Linked DNA regions of Mus musculus: all the other regions are linked to region 1. The links are chromatin loops, found by intact Hi-C in ENCODE. Cell type or tissue: heart. All regions are shown on one strand.

The links. Hi-C counts contacts between places; a loop is a spot of excess contacts. Peaks named below come from ENCODE experiments on the same cell type or tissue, not always from the same donor. Only the 100,000 strongest peaks of a DNase experiment are listed, where the experiment ranks them.
Region 2: it touches region 1 in a loop (2.1-fold over the local background); 5 of 42 quality-filtered maps call a loop at or near these places.
Region 3: it touches region 1 in a loop (2.0-fold over the local background); 13 of 42 quality-filtered maps call a loop at or near these places.

The regions. Positions count from the first base shown.
Region 1 is chr2:129,590,234-129,595,233 of GRCm38, reverse strand. It overlaps Sirpa (signal-regulatory protein alpha), which reads right to left and starts at 2,395. Exons shown (of 9, transcript NM_001355158.1): 1 at 2,159-2,395; 2 at 1,540-1,630. The coding sequence starts at 1,621. In heart, no CTCF peak of the experiment used is centred here; DNase peaks (open chromatin) are centred at 1,013, 1,823, 2,503 and 3,143; H3K4me3 peaks cover 2,459 bases; H3K27ac peaks cover 2,774 bases.
Region 2 is chr2:129,535,524-129,540,523 of GRCm38, reverse strand. F830045P16Rik (RIKEN cDNA F830045P16 gene) reads left to right here and starts at 3,922. Exons shown (of 7, transcript NM_177653.3): 1 at 3,922-4,155. The coding sequence starts at 4,062. In heart, a CTCF peak has its summit at 2,293; DNase peaks (open chromatin) are centred at 2,423 and 3,923.
Region 3 is chr2:129,512,213-129,517,212 of GRCm38, reverse strand. All of the region lies in intron 1 of F830045P16Rik (RIKEN cDNA F830045P16 gene), which reads left to right. It overlaps Gm14040 (predicted gene 14040), which reads left to right and starts at 1,406. Exons shown (of 3, transcript NR_166423.1): 1 at 1,406-1,461; 2 at 2,058-2,220. In heart, no CTCF peak of the experiment used is centred here; DNase peaks (open chromatin) are centred at 2,002 and 4,862; H3K27ac peaks cover 1,312 bases.

The DNA of each region.
Region 1 (5,000 bases):
TATCATTTTATAGATTGTTTTTATAGGTGAGGGTGGAGAAGGGGGGATAGATATGCTCTTAAGAAAGGTGCTGTCATTCCCCACTCCCCCCACCTCCACCCCCTCCACGCCACCCCCACCCCTACCCCCACCCAGGAAGGGAAGACTGCTGTTAACACTTGTTAACTATTTGTTTGCCAGGGACTGCGCCACAGGACCCTAGTCAGAAAAAGGTCTAGAGCCAACATTTAGATATTAATCTGGGCCCAGTGTTCTGTACTTCGGAGAGATGCCTGTAGATTCCCAAGCCCTGGAGCATGGCAGGGTAGGGCTGGGACTGGTAAGGCAGGAGGAAGCAGACCAGACCTCAGAGCCACTCACAGGAGAGAGATGAAATTCATCATTCAGCTCTGAGAGGACCCAAGGGTAGCTGAAAACTGTGAATGGGGTGGGAGCACTTGGCGGGGAGCACTTGGTGGGGAGCACCCAGTGGGTTCCTGAACACTGCAGCTCAGAGAGAACTCCTAGACACCCCTTTTCCCACCCTGTTATCCTTTCTATCCTGAGGCTGACTCTCTCTCTTCCTCCTTCTACACTGCCATCAGGTGCCAAGCTCTAGGCAAATGTTGGTAAGAACGGCGTGCCGTGGCTGGATTTACCTCCCTGCAAAAGGAAGGTTGTACAGAGACCCCTATGTCCATAGCACCAATCCAAGAAGACACGAAATAAGGCTCCTTTCTGTCCCTCCCCAGCTATGTCTTTAGCCTTCATATACTTCCAGAAGAGACCCAAGATTTTTTGCAAAACCCCTTTAAGATGCAGCTCTCCTGAATGGTGACCTCACTCCTTGGCCAACCGGCCTTCAGAGCCCTCCTGCTGGAGACAGCCAGGTGTTTGATGTAGGCCAACAAAGAAGACAAGCTCAGAGCCACAGGTACATGCTGGAACTGCAGGGAGCTACTGGAAGCCTGCCTAAGGAAGGCAGGGGGGTGGCGGGGAGGAGACCATCCAGAGAGGGCTGTGCCCACCACAGGTAAATCCACTGTGTCTCCCAAGGGTCCGTGGATTACTCCGGCCTCTCTTCCTGTCTCTACCTCCATACACTAACCCTGCTTGCTCTGGTACTAGGGCGAAAGCTCACTCTTCCCCCATCCCAACAGCTCAACAGCGCGCCCAACCTCTGCCCCGACCCTCTCTCCAATCAAGTCTAGCAAGGGAGCATATGGGGAAACCAGGAGCCCGATTGCCCAAAGCAATTGCCAGTCTGCTTCCCCATTCAGGTTTGGCAAAGGGTACGGTAAACCAACTCATTCCTATACCCCGCAGCCCAACGCTGGGCTACCCAGTCACAGTCCACAAGGCAGATCCGGATAAGAAGAGTTCTATCCCGGCTTCTAGCCTAGGCTATGTGACCTTGGGCAAGTGGCTGACCCTCTCTGGGCCTCAACTCTGCATCTGTAACCCCCGTTACAGGGATTTGTCGACATTAGCTTAGCGACAGTGTGCGGGGCCTGAGCCCGCAGCTTGGGGAGGGTGGCAGTAGGAGCTGAGGGTGCTTACCTGTACAGAAACAGGACGCGGAGAGCAGCAGGCAGAGCAGCAGCGGCCCTAGGCGGCCAGGGGCCGGGCCGGCGGGCTCCATGGGCCGCGGCTGCAGAGCAAGGAGGGAGAGCGGCGGTGAGCGCGCTCGGCAGGCGGGCGGGCGGCGCGGGCGAACGACTAAGGCCCCTCCCCCTCCGCTGCCCCCCAGCGCCACCGCCCGGCGGGGTGATCTGACCCCCTCCCACAATGAGACGCCGCCGAGCGGGGAGACTCCGGGAGCGTGACGCCGGGCCAGGCCGGCGGGAAAGGGGAGCGGACCCGAGGGAGCCAGGCGCAGAGCCAGAGGCACGGGGGCGGGGGAGCGGATAGCGAGGGAGAAGGAAAGAGGGGGAGAGGAAGAGGGAGAGGGAGCGGGGACGGAGATCGGAGAGCAAGCGCGAGCGGGGACAGCTCGCAGAGCGAGTGCGGGCTGTGCGGAGCCGTCGCGAGGCCAGCGCGAGGGCGGCCCGGCCGAGCGCCCCCTCCTCGCGCCCGCACCTTCCCGCCCGCGCCCCAGTGCGCCCCGCGAGCTGCGCCGCCCGCCTCGGCTCTGCGCGAGCCCGCTCTGCCCGTGCGGGTCCCCGCCAGCCGCTCGGACCTGCGCCGCCGCGCGCAGGGCTGCCAGGCGGTGGAAGCACCGCTCCCTCTGCCCAGAGGCTGGCCGCGCACCACTTTGCGCAAACTTGTTTTTCTGAGGTCGGCGCGGCGGGCTGGCTACTTGGTCCTCTTAAGGTGGACTGGGGAAGTGGCGGCCGATCGCCCCCTGGTCTCGGCCTCTCACCCGGCCAGTCCTTAGACTCCAGTGGGCAAGAGGCTGCCCGCGGCAGGGGAGCTTGCAAGGGTGGAGAGTGGAGGGGGCGGGGAGGTTTGCTTTCTGCCCCTCCCCGAGAGGCCCTGCTTGTGTGTCCCAAAGCCGAAGGTCGGCCTCCGGGTGGGCGTGAGTCCTAGGGGCCCAAATCTTTCCTAGCTGGCCCCGAGGTATAGCAAAAGCAGGAAGTAAATGCAGGGGGAAGGGGGAGAGGAAGGAGAGAGTGATGGTACAAAAATAGCGTGTGTGTAGGAAGGACTTCAGTGCCTCTTGGTAAAGACGCGCTGGGGGAGAGGAGCAGCAAAAATGCTGTGGCAGGGAAAGGAGAGGGGCAGGGCTGGGCCCTAGGGAGGAGACAGACCAGAGGCCTTCTATCAGGGAGAATAGATTGGAGGTGGAGAGGGCCCAGGCAGCACTGTACTAGGAGAGACCTGGGCTGCAAAATAGTTACCCTAATGAGGAAGAGGAGGGACAGGAGAGCCTATCCCAAAGGACAGAGCCTCTGGATGCAAAATGTACCCTAGCTCTGGATTTCCATGAGCTAGGTCAGGTGCTTGGTTAATCGGCAGAAGGCTGGGCACCAAGGCAGGGAAGAGGAATCAAGACCCTCTCTTATTAACTGGAGAGTTTCTGAGTTGGAAGTTCAGAGATAGCAAATTTTGCTTCTCACAATGGTGGTTGAGGGACATAATGAAGCAAGACAGGCCCTACTGGCCCATCCTCTCAATAAAGAGGATGTTTAGGGGCAGAGGAGTGGAGGATGATTGCCTAATGATGTAGAAAGCCCCTTATGCAATGGTGCGCGCGCACGCACACACACACCACAGAGTCCTCTGCACCCATGACCAAAAGCCTGGGAGATTTTTTAGTTTTTTTTCTTTCTTTTCTTCTTTTATTGTTTGTTTGTTTGTTTGTTTTTGAGAGGCAGGAAGGGTGCATCTGTTGAACCCAGGACCCAGCTTCCAAGCCTTAGATCGTTCCTCCTGGTCTAAGAAGCTGCAGTCTTGGAGAAAGACCTTGTTTCTGTGTCTCTGCTCTTTTTAAAGCAGACCAGGCCAACATAAGCAGCGACCCAGAACTGCCACTGGGAGAGTTACATGAGCTGATATTTGCACTGCATTTTAAGAAGAGCCTACCATGTACCAAGGGCAAGGACAGTGTTTGAGAAGTGTTTGGCAGCAGCAATCCTTAAGGGACCATGGGGCAGCCCTAGCAGGAAGATTAGTTGTATTTCTTTGGACCTAGGGGATTACAAGAACTCACTTGCAGACTGGGAGAAGGTGCAGGGGAAGACAAGAATGAACAGAGGAGGTCTTGTAGGGAGTGTAGGTTACAAGTGCACATGTGTGTCAGCTTGGTTAGGTAAGGGCAACAGTATGTGGCTAGCACGTCGGGAGGGTGGTCCAGAAGCCCAAGAGAATTGGTTCTGCAAATAGGAACCCCTGTAGGCAAGATTCAAGTAGGGCCTACCATGCTTGATTGTTACACTCAAAGGGTCACTATAGTTGGAATAAGAGGTGGCTGAAGGGAAGAGAATACGGAGTTCGGGGGCCTGGGCAAGAAAGAAAACTTGGTTCTAGCATCTGAGCTGAGCTGCAGTGTCTCCAGCTCTTTAAATTGTGTCTGATAGGACCATGGTGTCCACTAAAGCCTTGTGAAAACCCTCCTCCAAAATTAGCTGGGTGTGGTGGCACACGCCTAAGCCCAGTACTTGGGAGGCAGAGGCAGGCAGATTTCTGAGTTCGAGGCCAGCCTGGTCTACAAAGTGAGTTCCAGGACAGCCAGGGCTATACAGAGAAACCCTGTCTCAAAAAAAAAAAAAAAAAAAAAGCCAACTGCTGGAGTCAGAGATGATGCAGCCTCCTGCCCTATGCTGCTCATCTGTTCTGGGGCAAGCACACACAAACACCGACCTGCCTGGGATTAGGAACTGGGAGATTAGGAGGAATAATAATTGTACTACCTGCTGTTTATATATAGCATCTTTGGCAAAGGCGCTCAGCAGAGCTTCCAAACTACCCTCTTTACTCTCACATCTGAGTGTGGGGGAGTTGACATTTGTCCACATAAAAGTCACTTGTGTTCACCCATCCGTTGCTGTGAGTCCCCTGAGATTTGTGGACAAATGTGTAAAACTAAAGGGGCAAGGTACAGCCTGCCTGGGGTCGCACACAGATTATGACAGATAATTGATACGAATCAGCCATCACAACAGCCAGTCTGGGTGCTTTAATCCAGATGTTATTCGTTCACGGTCCCTGCACTTACCAGCATGCATTGAGTGTCTACTGTGTGCTTGGCAGTGCACTGAGCAGTCGAGATGTGGCAGCTGGGAAGAACAAACCAGGTCCATGACGCTGTGCTCAAGGAGCTGACAGATTAACCCGTAATGCTTCACATGTCAGGTGGGTATCAGAGCTCCAGGGAGGGATGAATAGAGTCAGGCCAAGGGCCTGACCCATCAAGAGGGGCCGTGTAGTTACAAGATGGGAGATATGTGTACACTCTCACCTAGTACCCATTTCTTCCCTCCCTCCTGTCCATTCCTCACTCAGCAGCCAGGGAATCCTTTTATATGAGGCTATTTGGCTTAAACAATAAGGGGCTTTTTCTTCTTCTTCTTCTTCTTCCT
Region 2 (5,000 bases), 55 kb after region 1:
TCTAGGCTAGCCACATGTGAGCTCTTGGTTCATTGAGAGATCTTACCTCAGTAGATAAAGTGTAAAGGGATCAAGAAAGATACCAGACATCAACCTCTATCTGGTCTCCACATGCATCTGCACACACCTGTGTCCTACCACCATACACACAAGCAACAAAATCAACAACAAAATCAACACCACCAGAATGAGCCACCAGAATGTCTGTGCTGGATTTGTTTCCATGACAACATAGAAGCTGGCAGGCCTCTGGCTCATAAACAGGTCATAAAGCAGGGAGAGTGGGAGCAGGCGCTGCTGGGCTTAGTAATGGGGTGTCACCAGGTGGTGCTGGGGACCTTAGAGCCCTGGCTGTCTCTCTGGAGGAAACCATGCTCTGCTCATGTACTGAGTAGTCTGGGGAGAGCTCCTTTGTCTCTCTGAGCCTCAGTTTCCTTCTTCAAGATTGGGAACAGAAATAGTTCCGCAGTTCGGCCCCAGGTGTGATGCTGACTAGATTCAGGAATACTCAGTGATGAGAGGGCCCCCAGCAGGACTCAAGCATGGTGTGAGTTCTCAGCGGCTCTGTTGTCAAAGAGCTAAGGAGAGGCAGCAGTGTGTGTAAAGATGCAGGCTGGGTTGAGTGCTGGACGCAAACTCATCTTCACCTATAGGCTGTGTGGCCTTGACAAAAGGTTGACGTCTCTGAGCCAAGCTCAGCTCTGAAATGGAGACCGAAATGTCATAGGTTGTTTTGTTTTGTTTTGTTTTGTTTTGTTTTGCTTTGCTTTGTTTTGTTTTGTTTTGTTTTGTTTTGTTTTGTTTTGTTTTGTTTTGTGAGAAACAAGTCCAGTTTGTAGTCTACTCGATATGGTGACTGCTCTGATGTCTGGGTGAGGTTGTGTGTAGTCACGATGGCTAGCTCTCTGCAACAGTAGTGCTTACTCTGTGCCAAGCCCTCACCTAAATAAAGTGCATTTATTTCACCCTTACAACCAATTCTCTTTTTCAGATGGAGGTACGGTTAGGTCCAAAGCAGCCTCCCTAACTGTCAAGCGGCTGACAAGGTCCTGAATGACAAACAGTCTAGGCTCAGCACAGGCTGGACTCTGACTGGGCGAACAAGAAGGATTGCTAGCAGATAAACAAAACCTAAACTCAGCATTCCTCAGGAACCTTGTGAATCAGGTTTCTGTTTGTCAGGAAAGCCATCACTTCCCTTAGTCACCCTCTACAGTCAACTATCTCAGGCAAGGATATCTGGTTCCTAATGAACTCAAACAAGCCTCTAACAAATCAAAGTCCTGACTCTAGGATGTTAGTGCCCGGTCTGCTTTGCCTCACCCCCTACCTGTGCCCTTAAAACTGACAAGGTTTCTCCCTGCTCTTTGGCTCTTCTGTCTGCTCCACTCCCTTGAGACAGCCTGAGCAGTGTGGGAGGCCGCAGAAGTCTGCTCCAAGCCAGATAGCACCTTTATTCTTTGTTTGATAGATGTCAGCCAAGCTTGTACTCCACGGCTGTCAGCAGAGTGGCCAGCCCTCAGTGTTTGTGCCCTGGTCATTCTCATAGGAGGAATAGTGGGGACAACTATAGACCACACCTATATCCCTCGCATCAAGGGCTCACTCATCTGCTCAGTCCTTCCCTGCCTGGAAGCTTATTTTCCTCACTCTGTCCACTCTCCCTGGCCCACCCTGAACTACATGTCCCAGTTGATGACACTCTTACCTGATCATCCTCCATTCAGTCTACTTTCACACAAGGAGGAGAATTTCTCAAAAATGCAAATTAGATCAAGTCACCTCTTGAACAGTTTTACAGCTGCTGGGACATCCAGAATGAATGATCACATGACCAAGAGCCACCCAGGCCCACAGCCACCACATACACACACACACACACACACACACACACACGCACACGCACACACACACACACACACACACACAATCATGTGATCACATACATATAGAAATATGCATGGACAAGTGTCAATGCAAGATTATATGACCAAGGGCCACCCAGCTCTACAGCTACACACATAGCACACACAGCACACACACACTCATGTGATCACCACACACATGCAGGAACATGCACCGCCAAGTATGAAAGCATACACATGCACATTACTGTTGGCCTGAAGTGAAGAGCGCCAGCCATGGAACTTGATGTGCATGAGCCAAGGTGTGTGATCAGAACTGAGGCATGTGAATTTGTGGGCAACCCCCATCTCTCATCCCTGAGGGCAGGGCAGTGCATTCTTTGCAGGAGGCACTGTTCGCAGCAGCTCTGATAATGCAGCAAAGGTTCTGCCAGCTGGAGGCGGACAAGGACTATGAGCAGGAAACAAACGTTGCTTCTCTCGGTGACCTTTCCTAGCCAGAGAGTGAGGGTTTCAGATTTGCCAACACTATTAAGTTCTACTGTAAGAATCTAGAGTCTGGAAGGTGCCAGCTAGTCATATGGTTGGCTGTGTCCTGATGAAAGTTGACTTACCAAAACAAGAAGCCAGGCTGCAGGCCAAGTCTGCCAGCCCAGCAGAAGGCTGGAGGGTGGGAGCTGCATCACTATGGGCCCATTTCTATGACCTGCTTGGTCTTGAGTCTGGACCTCCCCTGGCCCAATAAGGTGCTTTTGATTCAGAAGCATCTTAATTTTGGCTAAAGACCACGTGGTTTTCTCCCTGGCCCTCTTTGTCCCCTTCTTTCTTCAGCATCTATCCCAGATGTCTACAGAAGTCACGGCAATGATCTGAGTTGTGGGGAGCCCTAGAAGGATATGGAAAGACAGAGGACTATGAACTCAGAGTCCATATTCCTAGCCTACTGATCCAGGGTCACCTCGCAATCACCATGCCCTGAGCTGAAACCCCTGTTGGGGGCCCTCATCTATCAGCTGCCGACTGACTTCTCTTTCCTCTTACTGTGAACGAGGGTCCTGACGAGTGCTTTGTGGTCTCCTGTAGCCCTGTCTTCCTTTGTGACTAATCCTTCTATTAAACCCTAATCAAATTGCCTGACGCAGGCCTGGCTGCTCCTGCAGGGCCGGCTGCTCCTGCTGCTTTGAACCATAAGGTCCAGGTTAGAATTCTGATCAGGTCTCCCCCCTGGTGAAATCACAGCACCTCACAAAGCCCCTGGGTTTCTCTTTGTGGAGACTAGAGCAGTAACGACATCCAGAAGAGGACATCTTTCAACTGCAGTGCAAACCAGTGGGTTCAGGAACTAAGTCATTTTCTGTTAATTATTACGGTTCCCTCCCTGGAGCCTCACACAGTCCCCAGCATGTATATGTCTGGAAAAAAAAATCTGTGGCAATTACAAAGGAATAAATAAGCAGCAAAAAGGCTGTAAACAATGACCAGGGGCTTATCCACCACCACCACCACCACCACCACACACACACACACACACACACACACACACATGCTTCACTTCAGCTGCACAAAGCAGCTTTTGTTTGAAAGTCCTCATCCCTGGCAAAGCAGGTGGGTGTGAATGTCTATATTTATTAAAACATATTTAGCTTCTATTTCTCTTTACCACCCTTCCACTGCATCCTTGAGAGGCAGCAAAGAATGATGGAAGTATTACTTAGCCATGTTCAACTCCTAGCTTTGCTGCCCATGACTTTTTTGGTCTTCATTTTTCTACTCAATAAACCAGAGCTAGTGATTTATACCTTGTCAAGAGCCCAGGGGAGAAGTCTGAATCAGCCCACTGAGGGTCATCCACTGAGGCTGGTCACAGCCCCCGAGTTGAACCTGGACCATTTGGAAAGACATTGTGACTGGGACATCAGTTCCCTGAAGGGCTCAGGAAGCCCCTGGCTGGTGGCCTGCACTTTTCCTCCAGTTGAAAGGTGCCATCAGACCAGCCGTTCCCAGCCTGTGGTGTGGGCAGACAAGTCTCATGTCCTCTGGTTGTCCCAGTTTCTGTAGACAACAGGCAACTGTCCCTGAGCTGCAGCATCGTCCCCAGGTTTCTGCAGCTGCCATGGGGCATTCAGGCCTGCTGGGATTAGTAACTGGATCATAGCTTGAGAGCCAAGGCCCTAAATATAGGGCTGCCTGTGCCTGATGCAGAAGACCTTGGCACCAGCTGCTCTGCCTTATGTCACAGACAGGGAAACTGAGGCCCAGAAAAGGAGATGGATTTTTCTACTCTTGTTTGGTAAGCGAATAATGACCAGACCTAAATTTCTCACATCAAAGGCTCACTCATCTGCTCAGTCCTTCCCTGACTTAAAGCTTATTTTCCTCACTCTGTCCACTCTCCCTGGCCCACCCTGAACTATATGTCCCAGTTGATGACACTCTTACCTGATCATCCTCCATCCAGTCTACTCTCATACAACAGGAGACTTTCTTGAAAATGCAAATTAAATCACGCCACCCCTGGAATACTCTTGCAGCTTCTGTGTCATCCAGAATGAATGTAAGATTATCTCGGGGGTAATCTTTTTGTACACTGTGTAAAGTTTGTCTTTGTGTTATGCAAATGTTGGTTTCTGTGCCGCCAGAGAGGAGAATACTGGCCAGACTTTGGTATTATTATTTTTATGGATCATCACTTGTGTTGGAAACATTTACCCTTCTCGCCTTCTAATTGGTTTACTAAAGATCTAATGGCCAGTAGCTGAGGCAGGAAAGAATAGATGGAACTTCTGGACAGAGAGAGGGTCTTTGGGAAAGAATCAAGAGGTGGGGGATTCACCAGTGTGACACGGAGGTGGAAGGAACAGGTGTGGAGGTTGAGTGAGAAGTAATGGGCCGTGTGGCAGGATGTGAGCTGGAATTAGTCGGGTTAGAGTTAGCTAGGAGATAACCTGCTACAGAGCCTAAGCTTTCTTAAATAATAAGTCTCTGTGTCATTATTCAGGAGCTGGCGGCTCCAAGAAAGTCTGGCAATAATTGGTGTCCAATGTGAGGGTATGTATATCCAAGCTTAGGGCCTCAGAAAAGTCTCCAGAGGAAAGCATGGAAGATGTTTCCCTAGCAACAGAGCCATGCGGGAGG
Region 3 (5,000 bases), 78 kb after region 1:
ATAGTTACATCATTTTCCCCTTCCCTTTCTTCCCTCTAACTCCCCCTCTCACCCCTTGCTCTCTTTCTAACTCTTGCCCTTTTTCTTTAATTGTTGTAACATATATATGCATATACACATATACATATCTTAATATAGAAGTGCAAGCTGATCAGTTTTTATAATGTTACTTGTATGCGTATGTTTCCAGGACTGACCACTTGGTATTAGATAACCAACTAACGTGTTCTTCCCTGGGAAGGCTGTTTCTCTCACTCTCAGCAATTCTTAGTTGGCTGTAGTTCATCGTCTAAGGCTGAGGCCGCTGATCCTTCCTTCTTCCATGTTACAATGTCTATTGGTGACATCCTTGCCCAGGTCTTATATAGGTAGCCATGTTGATGAACTATTCCACACTGAACATGCCTGATATCATCAGTTGGTCGACATTTAAAACATGTCCTATAAACAATAGAAATATGTTCTACCTATACTTATAAGTAGCTGTAGTTCTATGGCCTGTCAGATTACAAATTTATGATTTTCACTGGAATTACACAGATCCCAACTTCTTAAACTGTAAGTTTCACCCCATGGGAGATCTTAAGATGGCATGCGGTAGTTAAGTAAAAAAAAAAAAAAAATCTGGCAGATTAAAGAACAATAGTAAAATAATAAACAGAAATAAGTGTAAAATAAAATCTGGCAACAGGAAAAGGCTGCTGAATGTGTAACAACAAAACATCATTCAGAGCCCAGTGTGGAACGGATCTGAGGTTGCAGGCGGTGTTTGCGCATGTTGCATCTTGAACAACTTCAGGGAAGCCTTGTTTCTGAACACACTCGGTACTGCACACGCCATGAGACTCAAAGCAGGACTGAAGAGCGTGGCTTCTGCCTGTAGCCACACGGAGCATATTGTGCATGCCTTCCACAATCTTTGGCCACAAACATCTGTGACCTAGTATGTGTCCTGCTCCTTTTTCCTTAACAGAGCCCAGTGGGGCGTCTCTGCTTGAGACAGATCAGAGTCAGAACACACAGTAGCGTGCAGCTGGCCTTGCAGCATGCCGGTAAGTTGTGAGTAAGGTTTGCAGCGAGAACCCCAGGTGCATGACTGCTACGCCTTCTTGTCCAATACAGCAGCAGCACTACAGAAACGCTGGGGCCCGGGCCCAACAGATGCCACAGAACTTTCCCGACTGCTCTGAAAGGGGCTGTTCCTTAACTGGACATCCACTTGGTTGTTACAGACCTTAGGCTTCTGTGTCAATTCACCCTGTTCCGGAGCGTGTTCACTTGATGCTTCCATGATGGAATTCGAGAAAGCAAAACTGGCACAGGAGAAACGCATCAACGTGGACAATGTACTGGCAGGGAGGGAGGTGCTATAGGGAAGGAGTGGCTTGGGGGCTAAAAGAATAGAAGGAAGAGGCCAGGAGAGAAGTCGAAGAAGGAACAAAGCTTGGAGTGGAAAATCTGGTTTGTCCTGGGTCCTGTTCAAAGGGAAGCGGGGGGAATGTGGAGCTGAGCCAGGGTGCACAGTTGAGCCCCTGTGGTAACGAGGCTAGAGACTTATGAAGGGTGTGAAGAGACTTGTAGTTTTGTGTGAAAGGAACAAGGGTGCCATTCAGATGAAGCTTGGGGCTGAAGCAAATACACTAGGGAAAAGGCTACGTAGATACCTGGGCAGGATACAGCCAGAGTGCGGGAATCAGGCACAGCTTTTGGCAGAAAACGGGAGTCTGAGAGTTCAATAGGAACAGATTGGCCGGTCCCTGAGGGCTAAGGGGAGGCTGGGGCTGAGTAAACCAAGTCTGGCCCTGAGAAAGGGAAATGTTCTGGCTTCCTGGGCTCCCTTCTCTCCCTTCTGCCCTCCCTCCCGGGAAAGGAGATAAATCGCTTCGCTGGGCTTTGCCGAGACAGAATTTCTGAGGTCTATGCATTTTGAATGGGAACCTTTGAGAACAATGAGGAAGCTGGGGCCCAAGTGCAGAAAGCAACCCTGTGCTTGGCCCTGCAGTAGGTGAGTCAGTTCCCTCTGATGAGGAAGTGTCAGCATGTTTTCTGTGTCTTAGATGGAGAATTCAAGTGTCAGGGTCATCTGACCAGCATCCTGACTCCACTGGCTCACAGTGTGAGGCTGTGGAGGCTGCTGCTCTTCTCGGAACCTTTCTCTTGGGTCCTGAGACACTGGTTAGCACAAGCTGCACACAGTACTCAGCAGGGTTCCTGCTCGCTGTAAGTGTTCCCCATTAACACTTCTAATGATATTGTGATTACTGCTGTAGCTCTACTTTTTAACAAAGAATCCCACACTTGGTTTGAGATACTCCAGAGGGACAGAATCAAGCTTGGTCCTGTGTCCAAGAATGTCAGTGATTCCTTCTTCCTTTTCCTTCCATCTTAGCCCCAGAGCTCACCTGTTTCCAGGCTCTGAAGGTTGTCCTAAGTCAAGAGGCAATGTCAGGGGTGAAAGGGAAGGGATGGTAAGAGGAAGGACATGAGAGTGAGCATTCATGTTCTAGCCCCAGGTCTAATAAAGAGAGAGTGAACAGGCAGACACTGGGACTCTTCCTTAAGGTTGGCTTGGAGTTGCTTGTGCCATAGTGACAGGAACTTTGCAGTTCTTAGAGCCCAGATCTATTGACCTCAGAGCATGGAAGGAGAATGCCCCTAGCTTCCCCATCCCCCCTGCCAGGAATGAGGCAAGACCCAGGAGGCTGCTGCCTCAGAGGGCTCTGTCATAAAGCACACAGTGGTAGGTTACTGGTTTCCACCTAAGCCAAGCCCTTGATCTGCATGTTTGAGGAAACCCTTTGTTCCTTTCAAATCTCTATTCTCTCAGCTGGCTGGTACAGTGACTGCAACAGTCAGGGTTTTTTTTTTTTTTTCCTTCCTTTTCTCTTTGGGTTTTTAAAAATAACTGGCTTGTGAGTTCAGACAGAATTGGGTTCCAGTCTTGGTTCAGGGCCAGGGACTTCTACATCCTTTTAACCCCCTCAAAGGTCCAGTAACGGGTAAGAGCCTGAAGACTAATCAGGGTAGAGGAAGACATGCAGAGGTGGCCTCTAGTTCCGGTCTAATAAAGAGAGACTGAACAGTATTGTCAACAGGATGTACACTCTATGATAGCAGGGAAGGGTCGGACAGACACAGGCAGTAAGTGCATTTACCATCTACTCTAGAATAGGGGAAATAGCTTATTTGGTATATTGCAAAAGGACAGCAGTCTGAAGATCAATTATATTCCTACCTATATATGGTATTAAAGGGCAATGTCTCCATTTTAGAGGAACACTTTTGGTTAGGACTTGTGTGCAGTTTCCTAGCATGCAAAGGAATACAGCCCAGCCTGGCTGGTGTACAGTCTGAGGTGTTAGCATGAGTGGCTGCACACATAATTTCCAGCTCTCTAACTCTGGCATGCAAATAAAGTCTGTGCAAATCATGGCCATGAAAGTACGGGCAGCCTTGGCTGATTAAGGTTCCATCCTGGTCAAAGCTTTTGGTCATAGGGCACTTGGCTCTGTGGTATGCAACTGTCCAAGATTAGCAGTTAGAGATTCCTGGAACACACTTGTGAGCATTCCTTAATTGGGAATAGGCTCCATTTCTCTGGTCTCCTGTTAATGGCCTTCCGTCCACAAAAGGCACGGGCAGAATGATGGGGATTCCTATGCTGTCTGAACTCCAGGTACCCCATCTCATTCTGGAGCTCAATTTCCTTTGATATAAAACCAGGAGCCCTAGATGTGTCTGCTTTCTTTGTCCGCTCATGGCTGACATTGGTAATCATTTTTCCACACGCAGTTTGGATTCTCAGATCTCTGAGAATGCTTTTTAATACAGAGCCACAGTTACCTGCTATCAATTGTGTTTGGCCTTCAAAATGAGACCTTTCTCCTATTCTGAGACAAGATCATCTCTAAGAGACCTACATGAAGTATGTATGCAATAAACATTTGTTGCATGAATGGACAATTGGTTTTAGCTAATTATTCCATGCCGGGGCTATTTTAAGAATTGTTTTAGCAGTTAAAAACATACGTTTTTGACTTTAATATAATGTGTATGGGAGATGGGCAGCAAGCAAATAAGAAAAAATAATAATGCTTGTGCTTGGTAATGAGTAGTTGTAACAAATGAATAAACACAAAGCAATGGGAAGTGTCATTGGCCAGGGCATGTTGTAGATAAGAAGTCGGGAAAAGCCCTCTAAAGCGGGAACATGGGAATGCAGAAGTCAAGAAACAGAGGGTCTCCTGGGACCCTGCTAGATTGTTAGTCTAACTTGATCTGGCTGTAAGATTGAAATCTTTTAAGAAAGACTCTAGGGGTCCAGTGATTAGTCACTGTTCTATTGCTGTTACAAAGCATCATGACCAAGTCAATTTATAAAAGAAAGCATTTAATTGGGGGTTCACAGTTCCAGAAGACTGCAGTCCATGACCATCATGGTGGGAAGCATGGTGGCAGGCAGATAAGCATGGTTCTGGGGCAGAGCTAAAAATTCACATCTGATCTGCAAGCACAAGAGGGGAGGGAGAGAGGAAGGAAAGAAAAGAGAAGAGTGGGAGAGAGAAGGAGAGAGAGAGAGAGAGAGAGAGAGAGAGAGAGAGAGAGAGAGAGAGAAGCAACATGTGTTTTCTTTGATTGGTGGTTAGTTCCAAGGATCTCTAGGGGTGCTGGTTAGTTCATATTGATGTTCCTCCTATGGGGCTTTAGACCCCTTCAGCTCCCTGGGTACTTTCTCTGGCTCCTTCATTGGGGACCTTGTGCTCCGTCCAATGAATGACCGTGAACATCCACTTCTGTATTTGCCAGGCACTGGCAGACCCTCACAGGAGACAGCTATATCAGGCTCCTGTCAGCAGGCTCTTGTTGGCATCTGCCTAGTGTCTGGGTTTAGTGGTTGTTTATGGGATGGATCCCCACGTGGGGCAGTCTCTGGATGGTTGTTCCCCATTCTAAGAAGGAACGAAGTATGCACACGTTCGTCTTCCTTCTTCTTGAGTTTC